2 separate regions of the Mus musculus genome follow, and region 2 is linked to region 1. A link is a loop called in an ENCODE intact Hi-C map of the cell type or tissue named here. Cell type or tissue: left cerebral cortex. All regions are shown on one strand. Each heading gives the region's core, and the rest is flanking DNA. Links, peaks and the distances in the headings are about the cores only.

What was found. A loop is a pair of places that touch in the nucleus more often than their neighbours do. Peaks named below come from ENCODE experiments on the same cell type or tissue, not always from the same donor. Only the 100,000 strongest peaks of a DNase experiment are listed, where the experiment ranks them.
Region 2: a loop joins it to region 1, with 2.2 times the contacts of the local background. A loop is called at or near these places in 1 of 42 quality-filtered maps.

What each region holds. Positions count from the first base shown.
Region 1 is chr6:49,006,976-49,009,894 of GRCm38, forward strand. No RefSeq gene overlaps it. Among named protein-coding and RNA genes, the nearest start is that of 4930563H07Rik, 8.8 kb to the left of the region's middle. In left cerebral cortex, for the core only: a CTCF peak has its summit at 1,204 (motif pointing right); a DNase peak (open chromatin) is centred at 1,212; H3K4me3 peaks cover 412 bases; H3K27ac peaks cover 245 bases.
Region 2 is chr6:49,056,393-49,059,311 of GRCm38, forward strand. Gpnmb (glycoprotein (transmembrane) nmb) reads left to right here. Exons shown (of 11, transcript NM_053110.4): 11 at 1-1,790. Among named protein-coding and RNA genes, the nearest start is that of Malsu1, 16 kb to the right of the region's middle. In left cerebral cortex, for the core only: CTCF peaks have their summits at 841 and 1,470 (motif pointing right); a DNase peak (open chromatin) is centred at 1,467.

The DNA.
Region 1 (2,919 bases), core at 175-2,674:
AGACAGAGCAAGAGAGTGAGAGAGAGGGAGAGAGACAGAGGAAGACAGACAGAGAGAGAGAGGGAGAGAGAGAGACAGACAGAGAGACAGACAGAGAGAGGGGGACGAAGGGAGAGGGAGGGAGAAGAGGGGTGAAGTTGTCTGACTTCTGAAGTCTACACTAATATCTTTCTTCTGGTATTGACATTGAACCCAAGCTACACCCCACACCCATTGTGATAATTAATCTTATTGTCACCTTGACAGGATCTGGACTCCACTATGAGACAGACCTCCCTGGGTGGTCTATAGGGACATTTGCAGAAGGACTAGCTAAGGAGAGAAATCCTTCATTCATCATGGGTGCTGTATCCCAACCGGAAGAGACCCGGGGCAGAGCAATAGTGCCTTCACTGCTGTGTCTCTCTGCGGCCACTGTCCTTTACCCACACAGACTCCAGCTCTTCAACCTTCCAACACAGCCTGAAGACCAGCAACACTCCAGGAGTCTTCCAGACCTTCAGTCCCAGACAGGGACTACCAAAGGACCCCCCTTTGCCGCTGAGCAGGCATGCAGCCCAGCAGGCCAGAAGACGCCTGGAATCCCCACATTAGAGAGACTGAAGCAGGAGGATCCAGCAAGGTCAAGGACAGCCTAAGATATGTAGTGAGTAAGTTCCCAACACGCAGGGATATATAGCCAGACCCTATCTCTACAAAAGATAAATCCAAACAGCCCAGAAATTTCTACCTTGTTAAAAATAACAAAGACCATGTAGATAGAAAAATATGGTTAAAGCACTATTTTAAACATAAAGATTTACATCCATCTAATAAATACATATCAGATCTGGTTTATATACTTTATTAATTTGTGTGTGTGTGTGTGTGTGTGTGTGTGTGTGTGTGTGTGTGTGTGTGTGTTCTGAAGATCCAAACTCATATCTTCACAGTTGCATGCAAGCATTTTTTCCCAATAAACCACCTTCCCAGTCCCAGAAAGTTTTTAAATCCAAAACTTACATTAATATACAAATACATACCATATAACCATAAGCTATGCATCCAGATGCCATTTAGACATAAATTTCGGGTGGGTGATGTTTCTCAAGAAGGAAGTGAGCTTAGGCTGCTCCTGTCTATCCTGTCCTGTCCTGACCCTGACTCCACCTTGGCCGTTGTACAACTTCCCTGCACCAACGCTAACTGGACAGTAGATGGAGCCCGTGCGCCCAACTTCTGCAGCTCCTGCCAGAAGCAAAAGCCTCAAAACCGCTGAAAGTCCCAAGGCAAGTATCATTTTGCCCGGAATCTTCTTCTCTCGCCCCTTTGCCAGCAGTCCCCAGCCCTCTCACAGAACCAACCTGCCTCACACTGTACATTCATTGCTTCTTGGCTTTTTATTCCCTCCGTGTAATAATTCTGAGATTCGTACTTACTATTGTAAACATCGGCAGCCTGCATTTTTGTTGCCGAATAGCATCCCTGTGTTTGGATAGCACAGTTTTATTCATTCACTCATCTGCTGGAGCGTTCTTCCCACTTTTTGGAGTGTGTGAGGGAAAGTGCGTGCTCAGGTATGTGCAGTTGCACATCTGTGCATGAGCGTGTGGGTGAAGATCAGAGGACAACCTCAGGTGCTGTTCTCAGTAATCCTGTCTACCTCCCTTCAGATAAGATGTTGTACCGGACTGTCCTCCAAGTCCAACCAGAGCCATCTTCAGAAGTCCATCTTAGCATGTTCACCAAAGATCGACTGGGCTTGCTGACCTTTGCTCTTCCCTCATGAAAGGTGTAGATATGGAGGGTCACGGAACCCTCAACCTGAGAGTCTAACCACTTGCCCCCAACTAATTGGATGCAAATCATCACTAATTGCAGGTAGCCTCCGGTTCTGTGGGGGCGGGGATAGGTAATAGAGGTGAGGAAGGAGAGGGGCGGGGCTTCCATTTATGCAGCCAGGAGGAGGAGGAGTCATCCTGGCTGGGTGGAGACCTCCTCTCCTTCCTAACCCCTCACCCATTGTAAGTAAGCCAAGTAAGCTTATTTTCCCCTCCGCTCCCCTCCCCCATGAACTTTAGTGTTGGAACCTTTGGAGGAGAGGTAAGCATTGTTTAAGAGTTCCCCCAAGGGAAGGCAGTTTGGCAACACATTAGACAAGACAACCTAGAGAGCCGAGAGACTGTGGCTGCCTCCCGAGCACTAAGGTTACAGCAAGCCTGACATGTTTACATGGGTTATGGAGATTGAATTTAAAAGTCCCTGAGCTTGCAAAGAGAACTCTTTTCCTCACTAAGCTACCTCCCCAGGCCTCTGCACTTTTTAAACTTTTATTACTAAAGCTGCTGTGAACGTTTGTGTGTGAGTCTGCGCTGAACGTTTCATCTTCTCCCCAGGAGACGCTTAGAAGTGGGAGGAGTGTGGCCGGCCCATGCTCACTGCGGCTGTTATGAGGAGCTTTTCAATTAACACCACTAATCATGCAAAGTAATTGGGGTTTGCTGTGATGTCTCCGTGAGGCATGGATTTGATGGATTTCCCACCTCACCCTGGTGCTTAAGTTGCATTACTGAGCAGAAACAAACCTAAGACACAGTCCAGTGTGCATCTTGAATAATAACAGTTTTTAGTTTAAGTTCAATGCAATATTCAGGGCATTTTTACCCTAGAAAAGTATTTGTTCTTTATCTGAAATTTATACTTAACTGTCCATCCTGCATTTTTTTTCCCCTCTGGCAATTATATTTTTATTGCTCCAACAAAATAAAGTTTGATTGCACCTGAATCTACATATTTATTTATTAATGTAGGTCTGTAATGATAATTGTATTCTTATTTTTATTTTTATTTATGTGTTTATATGTGTGCTTGTTTTATGTGCACCATGTGTGTGCAGTACCCAAGGAGGCCAGAAGAGGGCATCAGATCTCCTGTAAGCAC
Region 2 (2,919 bases), core at 279-2,778, 50 kb after region 1:
CTGTTGTTCTCTAAGGATTATTGTAAAATGTATATCGTGGCTTAGGGAGTGTGGTTAAATAGCATTTTAGAGAAGACATGGGAAGACTTAGTGTTTCTTCCCATCTGTATTGTGGTTTTTACACTGTTCGTGGGGTGGACACGCTGTGTCTGAAGGGGAGGTGGGGTCACTGCTACTTAAGGTCCTAGGTTAACTGGGGGAGATACCACAGATGCCTCAGCTTTCCACATAACATGGGCATGAACCCAGCTAATCACCACCTGAAGGCCATGCTTCATCTGCCTTCCAACTCACTGAGCATGCCTGAGCTCCTGACAAAATTATAATGGGCCCGGGCTTTGTGTATGGTGCGTGTGTGTACATATTCTACTCATTAAAAAGGCAGTCTAATAAGCTGTGTGATTATTATATTGGGGAGAAAATTTTCCCTGTGTAGTTCAGTGAACTACCCATCCATTCATTTATCCATGGACACTTATAAAGCATGTGGTGGGCTGCACTTGACCTATGAGACCTTGTCTATTCTATACCAGCAGACCCTTAATAGCAACCAAGTGAGATCTGAGAGTCCAGACTGTATCTACCTTGATGAAGGTAGACAACTGGATAAATATGATGGTATTATAGAATGACTGCTCATTTTTGAGGCATTGTGGAGGACCAACATTCAGTCTGGTACTTTGACACCCCCCCCCCCCACTAGGTGGCCTAGAAGCAAAAAGAAGCTTTTTGTTTGGAAATTGTCTCCAAAGAATGTAAAAATTGCTGACCACTTAGGACAGGGCCTCTCAGCCAGGAGTGTTTGGCAATGTTTGGAGAGATTTGTGGTTGTCAAAACTAGGGTGGGGTGCTACTGGCATCTAGTGGGGAGAGCCCAGGGCTGCTGAACACCCTGTGCCTGCGGGACAGCCCCACAGCCAAGGAGCCCAGAGCAACTGAAGGAGTCCTGGGCACAGGCATCCCAACAGCAGCCTTGTATCTGAACCGAGCCCTGACATCTAAAGCTTTGTGACCTAGTGACATGGCATGTTAGGAGTCTTTTCTGCCTCTGTCTCAGCTGTAGAAGGGGTATGCTGTCCCTCTCTGACTCACTTCACATGGCCGCTACTGCTCCTGATGGAAGAATGAGTGCAGGTACAGCCTTGTGTTACAGTCTCAGCCTGGGGACAGAAACACGTGAAGAAGCTTGATTGATTGATTGATTGATTGATTGATTGATTGATTGATTGATTGATTGATTTTTACATACTAAGGAGCCCGTTCACTAGTACCCAAAACAGGACATTGATTTCAGGTTGCTGCAGAATCCACAGACCGCTTAGACTCCACCCCATGGTTCCAAACACTGTCTTGTGGAGGTGGGACCCCATAATTTGGATTTCTGAGAAACCAACAGAGAATCCTTATTCTGCTGGTTCCAGGACAAGAATGAGCAAGGCTGGGCTTGGGATCACTTCCTTGCTCAGGTCAACAGGGGGCAGCAGAGAACAGCAGATACAGAACAGCCACCAAAGCGGCAGGTCCATGACTTTGTTTATCTAGCTTCATCTAAACAAATTTTAATCTAGTAGTAGGAAAGAAGTCTGAAATAGTAAATTGTGTCGATTTATATTTTCCAAGTGACCCTGGTAAGGGAACTGTCTGCAGAATGGAAGAAATAGCCTAAGAGACAGGGATGGCTTGATTGATGTTGGCTGAGAATTAAAACTTCTCACGAAAAGTACATGTGTATGTAACAAATTATTCCAGGAATTGCTTATTTCTAGGGCTTTTATAAATGTCTGCATCCTAAGCATCTCTGAGTAATTCACAAATATCTGTTTCCCTGGATTGAAATTCTCATAATCTGAAAATCCCATAGTTTGAAGGCGATGCACTCAAAGTACCCATCACACACAGAATGCACAGAACTCTTAAGCTCAAGTGACACAAAGAGCAGATGAAAAGACAGTCTTCCAGAGGATGAGGGTGACCTCCTTTGGGGGAACCCTAGTGGGGGAACAATTCTTTGAAAGTGTTTTGTTGATGTTTGTTGTTGTTGTTGTTGTTACTTGTTGGGTTGTTTGTTGCAGTTGTTTGTTGATGTTAGCTGTTTGTCTGTTGTTTGCTGTTTGTTTATTTGTTGTTGGTTGGCTGGTTGATGTTGAAGGAGGCTTCCAATGCTGCTGGAATAAATACCATGAAAATTCAAAGGTCTGCTTCCAGGGATCAACCGTTGCAGACTGATTTTGCTCATTTAATCATCTTTTATTGAATGCTAGGGTGGTTCTGGGTCTAGGAGAGAACGAAGAGATAATAAGAGACACAAAACTGAGTTTGTGGAGCTGGGATTCCAGACCAGCACAGTAAGCCACTGCTCATGTGGTCACTGCTGTGACTTCACTGACCTGGGTTCTGGCCCACCCACTGGCCTCAGCTTCACCTGCAAGGGCAACTTCTGTTTGTAGTCAATAGCCATCCCCTTTATCCTTAAGATTCTACAAGGAATCAGAGCTCTCCTATGGGCCCTGTGGTGGTTTGAATGAGAATGGCCCCACAGATTTATATATTTAAGTGCTTGGTCCCCAGTTGGTTTGAGAAGAGTTAGGAGGTGTGCCTTTGTTGGGAGAGGTGTGTTGCTGGGGGAGGGGTTCATTGCCAGGCCCAGTCTTGCTCTTTTTGCCTGCCTGCCTGTGGGTAAGGATGTAAGCTCTCCATCCCACGCCAGCCTGCCACCATGCTTCCTGCCACGATGAATATGGGCTAACCGTCTGAAACGGTAAGCAAGCCCCTAATGAAATGTTTTCTTTTATAAGTGTGTCTTTGGTCGTGGTGTCTCTGCACAGAGGTAGAACAGTAACTCGGGCAGGCCCTTTGCACTTGCATGGCTTTAGTACTTAGCCAGTTTTCAGTCTGTGCCTAACTTCCCCAGGCATCTCA